2 separate regions of the Homo sapiens genome follow, and region 2 is linked to region 1. Evidence: chromatin contacts called from ENCODE Hi-C or POLR2A ChIA-PET data. All regions are on one chromosome and are shown on one strand. Each heading gives the region's core, a stretch centred on a gene start or an enhancer-like site at or near the end of the contact. The rest is flanking DNA. Distances are from core to core; before and after follow the strand shown.

Region 1 (6,211 bases), core at 1,910-4,409:
TTTCCACTCCATTCCTAGGATTCTCTGCCACTTTTCCTATGGTTGCTAGCAGCTCTCAAAGTACTATACTTCTAAATTCCAATCTAGTGAAAAAGGGAGAACATTGTTTTCCCAGAACTCCCTGGGACTGTCCTGATACTCACTTTGATTGGCCTGATGTGGACTACGTGTCCAGCCCTATACCAATCACAATGGCAAGAAGAATGTGTTGCACTGATGGGCACCTTGGGTCAGTTCCACCCCTGAGGCTGGGAAGAAATCCTCCCTCTGAGGCCAGAGAGAGAGAATACTGTGTCTGTAGAAGGCTTGCTTTCACTGTACTTCCTTGGAATCCCTTCTCAAAACCTGAGTGTTCTTAGTTTGAAACCCACTGAACAAGGGGATTTCTAACATTTGGCAAGTTTCCAAGATTGCATATCCTCTCAAGGCAATTACTGTGGAAGAGGTCAGGGACCTGAGCAGCCCCCTGAGGGAGATTACTTTGAGTCATTCTCAAATCATAGCATGCAGACATCCACCCACTCTACTGTCTTGTGAGGCATGGCCTTGGCTCTGTGCACCCACAGCAGTGCCAACTCTCATAGACATGTATCCAGTGGTGGGTAGGAGAGTCCTTTGGGTTGAATTGTACATTATATTATGTGTAATGCACCTCCTGTTCCCATTATGTATTGCAGTGGAACCAACATCTTCAAAACACAGTAGCTTAAATCAATAACAATTTATTAGTATCTCTCACAGTTCTGGGGTCCACTAGGCTCCTCTGGGCATTTCTGGCCTTGGGTTCTCTGTGATTACAGTTGAGCAGTAGCTAGGGCTAGTGCCATCTTGAAGCTTTTGTCGCTCCCATGTATGATGCCTGAATAGCTAAGGCTTGTTGATCATCTCTCTCTCTCTTAGTGGTCTCTCCACCTAGTATGTCCAGCAGGGCAGCCTCGGGACAGTAAAATTTCTTACATGGAGGCTGAAGATACAAAGAGTATGTGTTCCAGGAGAACAAGGAAAAAGCTACATGACTTTCTTCAGACCCAGCCTTGGAAATTATAGTGTCACTTCTGCTGCACTTTGTTATTGATCAAGGCAGTAACAAAGCCCACCCAGGTTCAAGGGGTGGGAACATAGACCCTACTCTCAGGGGTAGAAGTGTCAAAGAAAGTGCAGTGCTCTTAAAACCATCCTACTTCTAGGCCGTGTGCAATGGCTCATGCCTGTAATCCCAGCACTTTAGGAGGCCGAGGCGAGTGGATCATGAGGTCAAGAGATCAAGACCATCCTGGCCAACATGGTGAAACCCCATCTCTACTAAAAATACAAAAATTAGCTGGATGTGGTGGCGTGAGCCTGTAGTCCAAGCTACTCGGGAGGCTAAGGCAGGAGAATCACTTGAACCCGGGAGGCGGAGGTTGCAGTGAGCTGAGATTGCTCCACTGCACTCCAGCCTGGTGACAGAGTGAGACTCTGTCTCAAAAGACAAAACAAAACAAAACAAAACAAACAAACCAAAAAAAAAAAAACCACACACAAAAAAACCCATCCTACCTCTTGAGGATGGCTTTGGGTCAACCTACTAAACAATGTGCACCTTCCAGGCCTCTGACAAACCATATCATACTTCTCCATTTGAAACCACATTTTAGAGATTATCCTTGTCCATGCTGTTCTGATTCTGTCCTGCTCTTGATGGAAATGAGTTATTCAAGAGGCAAGATTATCAGGGCATAGCAAGAAAAGTGGTTTCTTAAACAATTGTGCGCTGGCAAAGAAGCTTAGACGTTATGCGCAAAAGCAATAGTCTCCATCTGGGCACATTGACCAATATTAGGAAGAGCAGTAATCCTTTTTAACACTTGTGAAAATATTACAACACCTCATCCTGGTGCAGCTTAGGCTTTTGTTAAGAAATACCACTAGAATCGAGGAAGACATTATCTTTATCATGTGCTTATTAAAAACAGTGAGGTACCCTGAAGGAGCTATGATACAACCTGAGGTTACTACCTGGAGTTTGAGCATCTTCAGGAGAAAGATGGTGCTATTTTCAAGGTGAGCTCCAGCATTAACTGCGAATCTTAGCATGGCTTTATATACAAGGTAAATGGGGAAATACACAAACATCTGAGTGCACTAAAGCTCAATGCTCTGCTGTTTATGGCTACCCCATCCTTACAGTGATTATTAAGCCTGTGAGTAAAATCAGAAGGCAGGGAGAAAGCAAAATGAGAATGTTTCTACATGGCATTCCAGAAGAAGTGGATTATGAAATCTTGATTCTCACATATTTTCAAGAGTGTTTAAGAAAGCATGGCATGGGTGTAAGTGTGAAGGTATTGTCAAAACATGCAAATTATGCCTTCATTTTAATTTCTGGCACCAATTCCAGGCCTAATCCCTTTCATTAGACCTTAAATGCTTTCAAAGTAGTGGAAGGATGAAATTCAGCATTTTGGAATTGGCTCAGGACTAGGAGCTAAGTTTTGCTGAACAAAGAACGCACTGACTATAAAGTCAGTGAAGATGGCCTTCAGCCTTCTACTCCTTAGTATGCTAACATTTGTGCCTGAAAAATCTATTCTCTTCCTAGTGACTGGCAGATGTCCAGATGGGCTGGACAGTTTTCTTCAGGGCTACATTAAAGTGTTACTTTCATACACTAGGAAGCATATAGACTTCAGCATGAGAAGATGTGAGCTTTAGAGTAAGGAAACAATGGTATATAATGGCAGAGATTTTGCCAAGAGGCTGCTGGAGGTAGCATCAAGCAATTGGATCAAATGACTGGCCTGTGGGCTGTCACAGGCAGTAGAACAGCTTCAAAGCTCATTACTGCCTCAGCTTCCTGAGGCTCACATGGTGTAAAGGAACTGAAGGTGTGGAGGAGTGCGTATAAACAGACCAGCTTGGAAAGGGGGATTCAAACTTGCAACTTCAGATGAGCCTTTGGGACCAGCAAGGTACTGACGTTTGTGAGCATGTACCCAGCTGTTTCCTGTGTGGTGAGTTTATCCCCAACAAATACACCAGCTGGTGGAGTTTTATTTCCTTGTTGACTTTTTGCTGCTATCTAGAGAGTCCTGGTAACTGTAAACAAAGCTTTAGAACACTAATAAAGTGTCAGGCGCCAATGCAGTGGACTCTGAGCAGGTACTAAAATCCAGGAGCCTGTGGATAGGCACATGGCATGGGGGGGCCCCAGCCACACAGGATGATGGGGAGTAGGAGGAGGCCAGGAGCAGGAAGGTGGGATGAGAAAAGGGATCTGATTGCTGAAGTCCCACGTTCATTGCCCAAGGCCCAGGCACTTGTAGTAGATGCTGGTGGATGAGCAGGGGCTCTAGCCTCCAGCTGCTGTATTGACTGCTAAAAGCTAACAGAGGTCCTCTTCCCCAAGTATCACCCTAAGTTAATGCCCAGAAAGTTACACTCCCTAAATGGTTTTATCAGGAGAAGTCTATGGCAATGACTGGCTGATACAGGAGTACAAAAGGCGAACCACCTTGTCTTAATGATGAGGACCATCATGTCAGTGTTGTAATTTATGCTCCAGATCCTCTCTCATATCAGGCCAGGTTTAGATTTTTCCTGAGCACGCATCTTTGCTTGGCTTCTTACCCTAGTTGTCCTGTCTGCTTTTCTTCTTTTAGATGCTTCTTTTGAGAGTCTTTCCTCAAGAGGACTGAAGCAATGTGTGCCTGATTTTCCCTTTCTTGGGTTCTGCTTCTGGGGAACCCAACCTAAGATAGCATTGAGAATTTTAGGCCCCATTGCCATGGTTCAGTCTGGCAGGAGGAGGGCAGGGCATTGAAGCAGAAAGTCCCTAGAGATGTGTATTTGGGGCAAATTCTCCATGTGTCTCTGTGAAAAATGGCAGGTAGAAGTTGAAGACATACTTTGAGGAGCAGGTGTCAGCTCCTGGGGAAAATGAGTTGACAGAGGATGGGTGTCAGGGGCTCAACTAGGAAAGTACTAGAGCACTCAGTAAGAGAACCAAGGATAAATCCAGTGCTAGAGCCTGGGGTCAGCAAAACCAGGGTAGGGAATGCTATGACTTGTAGGATACGTGCAGAGTCAGGCTCATGTCTGACTCACTAAATCCTTGGTTGGTTTGTGGCAAGAGCTGGCCACATAAATCTGGGCAAGTTAATCTTCAGATCTAAACTTCCATTTCTTCATCTGTATAGTGGCATATAGCATGCATTCAATACCTAGTAAATATTTTATTACATAAATATTATTCTAAGCCACAGTGGTTAATGAAACTTTTTGCCTGAAAAAAGGTAGACCTGGCTTTCTAGACAAGGCCCACCTCTAAATCCAGACTTGGAAAGCAAAGAAATGTGAAGCTATGAGATACAAAGTAGAGGCTGAAATAATGGCTCAACCAACTGGAAAGCCCATGATGTTGCTTGTATGGTTACCCATGGTCTTGCATCTTAAAGGCCAGAATCCCGGAGTTGCCTTCTTGTATATTCAGAGCCAGTCTTAAGGGAAGTAAGCAACTGCATTGAAAGAGAGAGAGAGAGAGAGGCCAGGAATCCTCCAGATTTGGAATTGGGCCATTATTAATCTGGAATTGGACCCAAGAGGGTATGCTCGGGACAGAAAGTTGGCCAGTCAATAGTAATTGACCTGAAGTCTGAAGTTGCAGCAGTGTTCTTCTAGCTTGGCAGACACTACATTCACTATGCCAGGTTCCTAGTGCCCAAATCAAACTGGAATTTCCCAAAGATAAAAGCAGCAGGAAACCTTAACCACTCAAATATTCTTTCCCTAGAACTACTTTTTTTTTTTTTTTTGGCATTATCACACTTTTACTTGTACAGTATATATACTTAGGTAAATGACCAAAATAGCCTTACAAATAGTGGGATTATGGGTGACTTTCATTTACTTCAAATTTTTTTAAATAGAGAACATACTTTTATGGAATAATCCTGTTTGTTTGTTTGTTTTTAAGTTCAGGGCTACTTGTGTAGGTTTGTTATATAGGTAAACTTGTGTCACAGAAGTTTGTTGTATAGATTACTTCATCACCCAGGTATTAAACCTAGTACCCATTAGTTATTTTTCCTGATCCTCTCCCTCCTCCCACCCTCCACCTTCCAATAGGCCCCAGTGTCTGTTATTTCCCTCTTTGTGTCCCTGTGTTCTCATCATTTAGCTCCCACTTATGAGAACATGCTGTATTTGGTTTTCTGTAGAACCACTTTCTACTCTCTTTTTACTCCTAGTACAGAGCTGTATGGTCCTCATTTTAGGAAAGGGTTCCCAGAAGCAGACCTTGAGATGAGAAATCACATGCAACTCAATTTATTGAGGAAAATTTTCGAGGTAGAACTGGGTGTAAAAAGCAGGAAAGATAAGGGAAGAAGCCAAGCAGAGATTCAGCCTCAGCCTGATCCCACGGGGGAGCTTCGGAGTGAAAATTATACCTTAGATTTGTTCAAACTCTAAGGCAAAGGAGCTGGGCTTCCATTTTCCCACACCGGTCAGTCATTGAATAAGGGCCGTGATTGAGGGCATAACATCCCAGGAACTTCTGTTTCACAGTAGACACCCCGGTGGCCTAAGGGTGGTTCTCCATAGAGAATCACAGAGATGGATAATTAGAAACATAATATGTAGGAGGTAAGAAAAGGCACACTGAAAAAGTAAAAGAAATTCAAGGTAAACCGAGTGGAACATTGACAGATATGCTACCACACTAAGGATTCTCTTAAGGACATAGAAAAGGCTAATCATTTCTGCAGATACGCAGTTTATTCTACATGTGTTAATGTTATAAAATGGAGAGGGCATAGGATTACTATTTAGAAAGTGTGAGTTTTAGTCCTGGCTTGAATTCATACAAACTTTGTGATCTTGCATGAATCACTCAACTTGCCTAGGCCCCAGTTTCTACATCTATAAAGTGGGTTTATTATTTTCCAGCTTTTTAATACAAGTTGGTGTTTTCTGCTGACTCCGCTGGCTTTTGATATGTGTTTTAAAATCTCAGACAAGATAGTAGATTTTTCAATTTTGTTTTGTAATTTTGTCAGCATTTTTCTTTTATATTTCAAGCCATAATCTTAGCCATTCAAATACAGGACTGGTTTTTATTTTATTTTTTTTTTTGAGACGGTCTCGTTCAGTCATCCAGGCTGGAGTGCAGGGGCGCTATCTCGGCTCACTGCAGGCTCCGCCTCCCGGGTTCACGCCATTCTCCTGTCTC
Region 2 (6,211 bases), core at 1,992-4,491, 310 kb before region 1:
CACTTTGGGAGGCCGAGGCGAGCGGATCGCAAGGTCAGGAGATCGAGACCATCCTGGCTAACACGGTGAAACCCTGTCTCTACTAAAAATACAAAAAATTAGCCAGGTGTGGTGGCGGGCACCTGTAGTCCCAGCTACTCGGGAGGCTGAGGCAGGAGAATGGCGTGAACCTGGGAGGCGGAGCTTGCAGTGAGCTGAGATCGCACCACTGCACTACAGCTTGGGTGACAGAGCAAGACTCTGTCTCACAAAAAAAAAAAAAAGATAATATAACTTGATAACCTCATGTTGAGGGGAATAGAGGTGCCAAAGTCACCTTAAGTATTGAGACTGGATATAAATAACAGTATCTTCTAGGCCTTTAGTTAAGGTGTTTGCAAACAAGAATGCCATATGTCAATCAACACAGGCCAGCTGACCTTTGGTGCAGCCTCTGTCCCTCCTATAAGTAAGTAGCCCTTAATAGAATTCTTCCCTCCTTACTCTAAATTCCTCCCCCAGTTATTTTATTGTACCCTTAAATTCCCAAAGGCTTTTGCCTTTGGACTTCACAATGAAATTTAATTATGATACAGTTATTTGTAATTGATTCCCTCTAAAAATGGAACATAAGCATGTCAATAAAAGGTGTATTCTCTAAAGGTTACAAAAAGTATATAGTATACCACAGTACGTTAGAAAAGGAAAAGGCCATAAAATACTTTCATTTACAAAGCAGGTCGTGTTTCCTCTATCTAGTAATTAAAATTTTGCCACAAAGTCCTTATAAAATATGAATTGAGACCTTTGGGAGAAATGATTTATAATGCTAAGAATAACATGTTCATAGCTATAAGATAACATCTTTTATTATTTTTAGTATGTATACACAGAACACAGATGGTTCAGACTATTTAACTCAGTACTATTGTGTTTTGGTCTTAAAAGGGGGAATAAGAAATTCTTTTCAGACCTTTTTCTAATGGCATTTAGACAAAAATAAAGTAATTTAGGAGATTTCATGGTACTAAAACTCAGAGATGCAATTGAGCCAAGTTCATAGCATGTCTCATAGATGGTGGAGCAGTCCTTATTAAGAGTATAAGGAGTCTTTAGAGGTTGTCCAGATTCAAGTTCCCAAACCCAACAGATCATCAAACATAGCATCTTTCTGGGCCCTACTTCCATCCTTTCCAAATTTAAAATATATATATATATATTTTAAAAGCTAACTAACTTTGTAACTCCAGGCAACTGTCTAGCCCCAGTTTCTTTGTCTAAACTAGGTCGATAACCCTGTAAGTTAGGGTTTTCTAGTGATTCAGGGCAAACACTCTAAAATGCAGTAGTTTTGCACATAAATGTGGAAATGGCATTACATTCATTCTGATTTGTAGCGTTCAAGCCAGAAATCTTTTACTGCAATTGGAATCCATGTTCAGCTGTTGCAATCGCAGTTGAAACACTATCACTACATCCTGTCAGAATATAGAACCTAAATTCTTACTGCATATTTGTGGATTACCGTTTGATTCTTCTGTTAAAATTGTGACTAAATGTAATTTTTTTTTTTTTTTTTTTGTGATGGAGTCTCATTCTGTTGCCTAGTGCAGTGGCATGATCTTGGCTCACTGCAACCTCCACCTCCCAAGTTCAAGCAAGTCTCCTGACTCAGCCTCCAGAGTAGCTAGGATTACAGGCATGCGCCACCATATCCGACTAATACTTTTAGTAGAAACGATGTTTCACTGTGTTGGCTAGGCTGGTCTCGAACTCCTGACCTCAGGCAATCTGCCTGCCTCAGCCTCCCAAAGTGCTGGGAATACAGGCGTGAGCCACCACCCTCAGCCTGTAATTATAATTTTTAAAAAATATAATTTAAAAAAAGGCTCTTACTCTATTGTGGCTCAGAGAACATTAATATATTTAAAGAACACTCCATGCATGTGTGTTTTCAAAGATTCATATAGCTTTTCCAGCAGGTAATGTTGCTCCTTTGCAATTGTTGCCAAAAAGTCAGTATTGCTCTGTAAGTTTCCCAAGGCTGACTGCCTGCTCCCTTTGGGTCAATGACATGTCTCTTTTTGTTTATTAACATTGCAATGTATTATAATTTAAAATGTTTAACAGTCAGCATTTGTTAGAGTACAGCATGCTACTTGTAGTGATTTAGAAATGTAATTAAAGGGAGGTTATGGGTTTTAGTGGTTTTTTTCCTCTAACTGTAACCTTTTCTTAGGTACACTGATGCTGAAGTACTATGAGCCTTCGGAACTTGTGGAGAGACTACAAAGTTTTGGTTGTTATGGTCCCTTTAGTTGGGCTCATACATTTGGGGTGGTACAGAATCAAAAGCAGCCCTGTTTTCCAAATACCTAAAAACGACGACATTCCTGAGCAAGATAGTCTGGGACTTTCAAATCTTCAGAAGAGCCAAATCCAGGGGAAGTAGCAGGCTTGCAATCTTCAGGTAAGTTCCATTTAATCTGGTTGGTTAATCATATGGCACATTCCAACAATGGGAAACTCAATCTTTTAGATCTCTGGCAAGGAAAAGCCTAAATTGGTAAGTTACCTGTTGTTTTTATTGTGACCCACTGGCAAAATACTATTCTGCAGTTGTTTCTAGAAAAGTTCGTTGTGCAGAGACATTTGACACTTGCCTGGCAGTCAATTGAATGCAAAGGGAAAGAGCAGTTTTGCTAGCAGCATCACCAGGATCATGAATGTGTGCAAAGGAGCCCCTGACTCCTTACCATTACATATCACAAAAGTCCAAATTTATACAAGATTATTTTCTTCTATTAGTGTTCTTTTTTTTTTAACAATACAAAACTAATTGTATTCATTTCTTAACATCAACTATTTTAGCTTGACCATAATTTGTTACTTTTGAGAGTCACTGAAATAAAGAGGATGAAGTTATATAATTTAGGTCTATAGTCCCTTATCCATAATTCCAAAATTCAAAAAGTTCTCAAAACCAAAACATTTTATCCTCACTCCTTTGACAGCAAAACTTGATCTTAACTGACATGAGGCAATTTGCAGTGCAGTTGTCTCCCTTTATCCGCAGTTTGGCTTTCTGCAGTTTCAGTTACCTGCAGTCAACCCTAGTCTGAAAATATTAAATAGAAAATTCCAGAAATAAACAATTCATAAATTTTAAATTATGCACCTTTCTGAGTAGCATGATGAAATCCTGGGATATTCTACTTCATCCACGCAGGATGTGAGTCATTCCCTTGTCTGTCTACCTGCTCGTTAGTCACTTAGCAGCACTCTGGGTTAGATCAACTGTGGTGGTATCTCCGCGCTTATGTTCAGGTAACTGTTACTTTACTTCACAATGTACCCAAAGCACAGGAGTATTGTGCCTAATTTATAAATTGAACTTTATCATAGGTATGTATGTACAAGAAGAAAACATAGTATATATAGGGTTTAGTGCTATATGTAGTTTCAGGCATCCACTGGGTGGTCTTGGAACATATCCCTCATAGATAAATGGGGGAGGTCACTGTTTTTATTCCACTTAATATGAAAATTGAGTTTCACTGCAGAAATTTTATTGGCATTTGTCACGTTTGATTTACTATAATATAGCGTTATACTATATTATGATTATATTGATTATGTATGTTATATACACTATATTGTATTTATAAAATCTAAGAAATTCTGAATTATGAAACTCATCTGGCCCAAGGAGTTTCAGATAAAGAACTGTGACCCTGTAATTGTAAAGCATTTTCTATTATAATTTACTTTTTAACCTTGAGGTGAATAATATGCTCTAAGTTTTGTTATAAGATAGATGAGTGTAAGGTTCTGCTCTTTATGGAAGAAGAACCTCAGTAAGATTTTCCTTATTTATAAGCCTTGGTCTGAGATTTTGACTTTTGGTATAATTACTGGTTTCAACAATATTTTAAATCAAGATTTTACTTTTAAATGTTCATAAGCAGAAGTGGAAGAGCATAGCTTAATATATTAGACAATTATTAAATATAAAAGCCAGGTAGTAACATAGAAGCTTAACAACTTAAAAGAGTAACTTTAGGACATTCTATATAAAATTTGTATTTATAGGAAGAGTTTTAATATATATAAGCAGGGAGTTAGAGAATTTATTAGGTGCTGGATTTTTATATATATAGTCTTTCAGACTAGTAAGACCATTATATTATGTATGTATATTGTACTTATGACAAGAAGTAAAGAACAAAAAGATGTCTTAACAGTTTGGAGGCCAGGTATGGCCAAACTTTGGAGGAAGAAAATCAAGTAGTTTCTTCTCATGCAAAAAGAAATACTCTTGGAGGAAAAATAGAGCTGAGAAAAGAATCTCCTCTAAAATGTTAGGTGAATGTAGTAAGAGATTTTAGATGCCAGTGCAGCAATAGTTAAAAGTTTTAGAGGCTAACATTTCCAGTCAAGCAAGCAGAAGCAGATATTTAAACAGGCTTTTAGTAAGCAAAAGTTAGAGCCGGATTTAGAGTAAGTTAAACACAAATTCCGAATAGTTGAAGTACATCAAAAGAATGCATTTATTTGTCTCTTATTTTCTATTCTTATTTTCATTATGGAAAATTACATACATGCCTCAAGATAAAGAGAGGATAGTATATTGAGCCCTCAAGTATCCATCAACTGGCTTTAATAGTTAATGGCCTTTTGCCACAACCAGCTTTAATAGTTAAGGGCATTTCGCCACAACCAGCTTTAATAGTTAACAGCGTTTTGCCAGTCTTCTTTTATCCATCTTTTCCTCTGTTTTTTGAACTGCTAGAATATTTTAAATCAAATCTTAAGCTCCACTATGTAGTCCTTTTGTATGTGTCTTTAACAGTAAGAATAAACACACATACACAAACACATTTGCATTATCACCTAGAAAAACTTAACAGTGACTCTTTACCTACAATTTGATACCCAAGGCCATGTTTATATTTCTGAATTTGTCTATAAAAAATCTTTTCAGGTGGTTTGTTGGAATCAGGATCCAAACAAGGTCTACGTATTGCATTTGATAGATAATATCTCTTTTCAATTCCCCTCCTAAATCTGCCTTTTAAAAAATTTCCCACATTCTCAGTTTGGCTGATTGCTTCCTCATCTTGTCATTTAACAATTTCCTCTTTCTCTCCCCTATTTCCTGTAATCTCGTAATTATATCAAGAGGCTACTTTCATTTGTTTTTTTAATTTACTTTTTGAACAAGAATACTTCATGGATGGTACTGTGGAATAGATCCTAGGTAATCATGTTGTTTCATATATAATGTCTGATCCACTTTTGATGATGATGTTGATTTTTTTTTTTTACAGAGAAGGCTACAGTGCAGTAGCAGTAGCATATCATAGCTCACTGCAGCCTCAAACTCTTGGGCACAGGCCTTGATTTGTCACCCAGGCTACAGTGCAGTAACATATCATAGCTCACTGCAGCCTCAAACTCTTGGGCACAGGCCATCCTCCAGCCTCAGCATCCCAAGTAGCTGGGACTATAGGCATCCGCCACCACACCTGGCTAAGTTCTAAAATATTTTTAGAACCAGGGTCTTGCTGTGTTGCCCAGGCTGGTCTCAAATTTCTGGCCTCAAGCAATCCTCCTGCCTTGGCCTCCCAAAGTGATGGGATTACAGGCAAGAGCCACTGCGTCTAGCCAGTGTTGCTAAGATTAACAGGCAAGTTAGCAGTGTTTCTTTCCATTATAAAGTTCCCCTTTGATTTTTTTTTTTTTTTTTTTTAAGATGGAGTCTCACTCTGTCACCCAGGCTGCAGTTGGGTGATGTCGGCTCACTGCAACCTCTGCCTTCTGGGTTGAAGTGATTCTCCTGCTTCAACCTCCCGAGTAACTGGGATTACAGGCACCCACCACCACACCTGACTAGTTTTTTGTATTTTTTTAGTAGAGACAGGGTTTCACCATGTTGGCCAGGTGATCTTTTACTTAATAATTATTAGCGACTATTCATTATCATTGCTGTAACCTAGAAATTGGCAAACTTTTTTTCTATAAAAGATCAGATAGTAAATATTTTAGGCTTTGCAGATCATATAGTGTCTATACCAACCCTTCAGCTTTCTGTTGTAGTGTAAAAGCACTCATACACAGTACACAAATTAATGAGCATGGCTGCTTTCCAATAAAACTTCATTTACAAAAACAGGCAGCAGTCTGGATATGGTCCATAGGCTTAATTTACCAACCACCATATATGGGTCTA

What was found. Hi-C counts contacts between places; a loop is a spot of excess contacts on that map. ChIA-PET counts read pairs that join two places held with the same protein, here RNA polymerase II (POLR2A). Pooled maps may share reads with other maps.
Region 2: a loop to region 1 is called in a map of adrenal gland, with 3 times the contacts of the local background. The contact joins two enhancer-like sites. A Hi-C loop is called at or near these places in 1 of 168 maps with a recorded cell type or tissue (adrenal gland) and 1 of 50 pooled maps. POLR2A ChIA-PET finds 5 or more read pairs at or near these places in 3 of 52 experiments (A549, MCF 10A and OCI-LY7).

Annotation. Positions count from the first base shown.
Region 1 is chr20:10,108,224-10,114,434 of GRCh38, reverse strand. All of the region lies in intron 2 of SNAP25-AS1 (SNAP25 antisense RNA 1), which reads left to right. Among named protein-coding and RNA genes, the nearest start is that of ANKEF1, 76 kb to the right of the region's middle. Within about 2 kb of position 3,159, at least 2 of the 41 ENCODE cell types and tissues checked have a DNase peak (open chromatin) inside an H3K27ac peak, as active enhancers do.
Region 2 is chr20:10,416,766-10,422,976 of GRCh38, reverse strand. It overlaps MKKS (MKKS centrosomal shuttling protein), which reads left to right. Exons shown (of 6, transcript NM_170784.3): 2 at 2,219-2,449. LOC128706665 reads left to right here. Exons shown (of 3, transcript NM_001394148.2): 2 at 2,219-2,449. The coding sequence starts at 2,240. The coding sequence ends at 2,431. LOC128706666 reads left to right here. Exons shown (of 3, transcript NM_001394149.2): 2 at 2,219-2,449. Among named protein-coding and RNA genes, the nearest start is that of MKKS, 14 kb to the left of the region's middle. RefSeq lists an enhancer at 2,480-3,679. Within about 2 kb of position 3,241, at least 3 of the 41 ENCODE cell types and tissues checked have a DNase peak (open chromatin) inside an H3K27ac peak, as active enhancers do.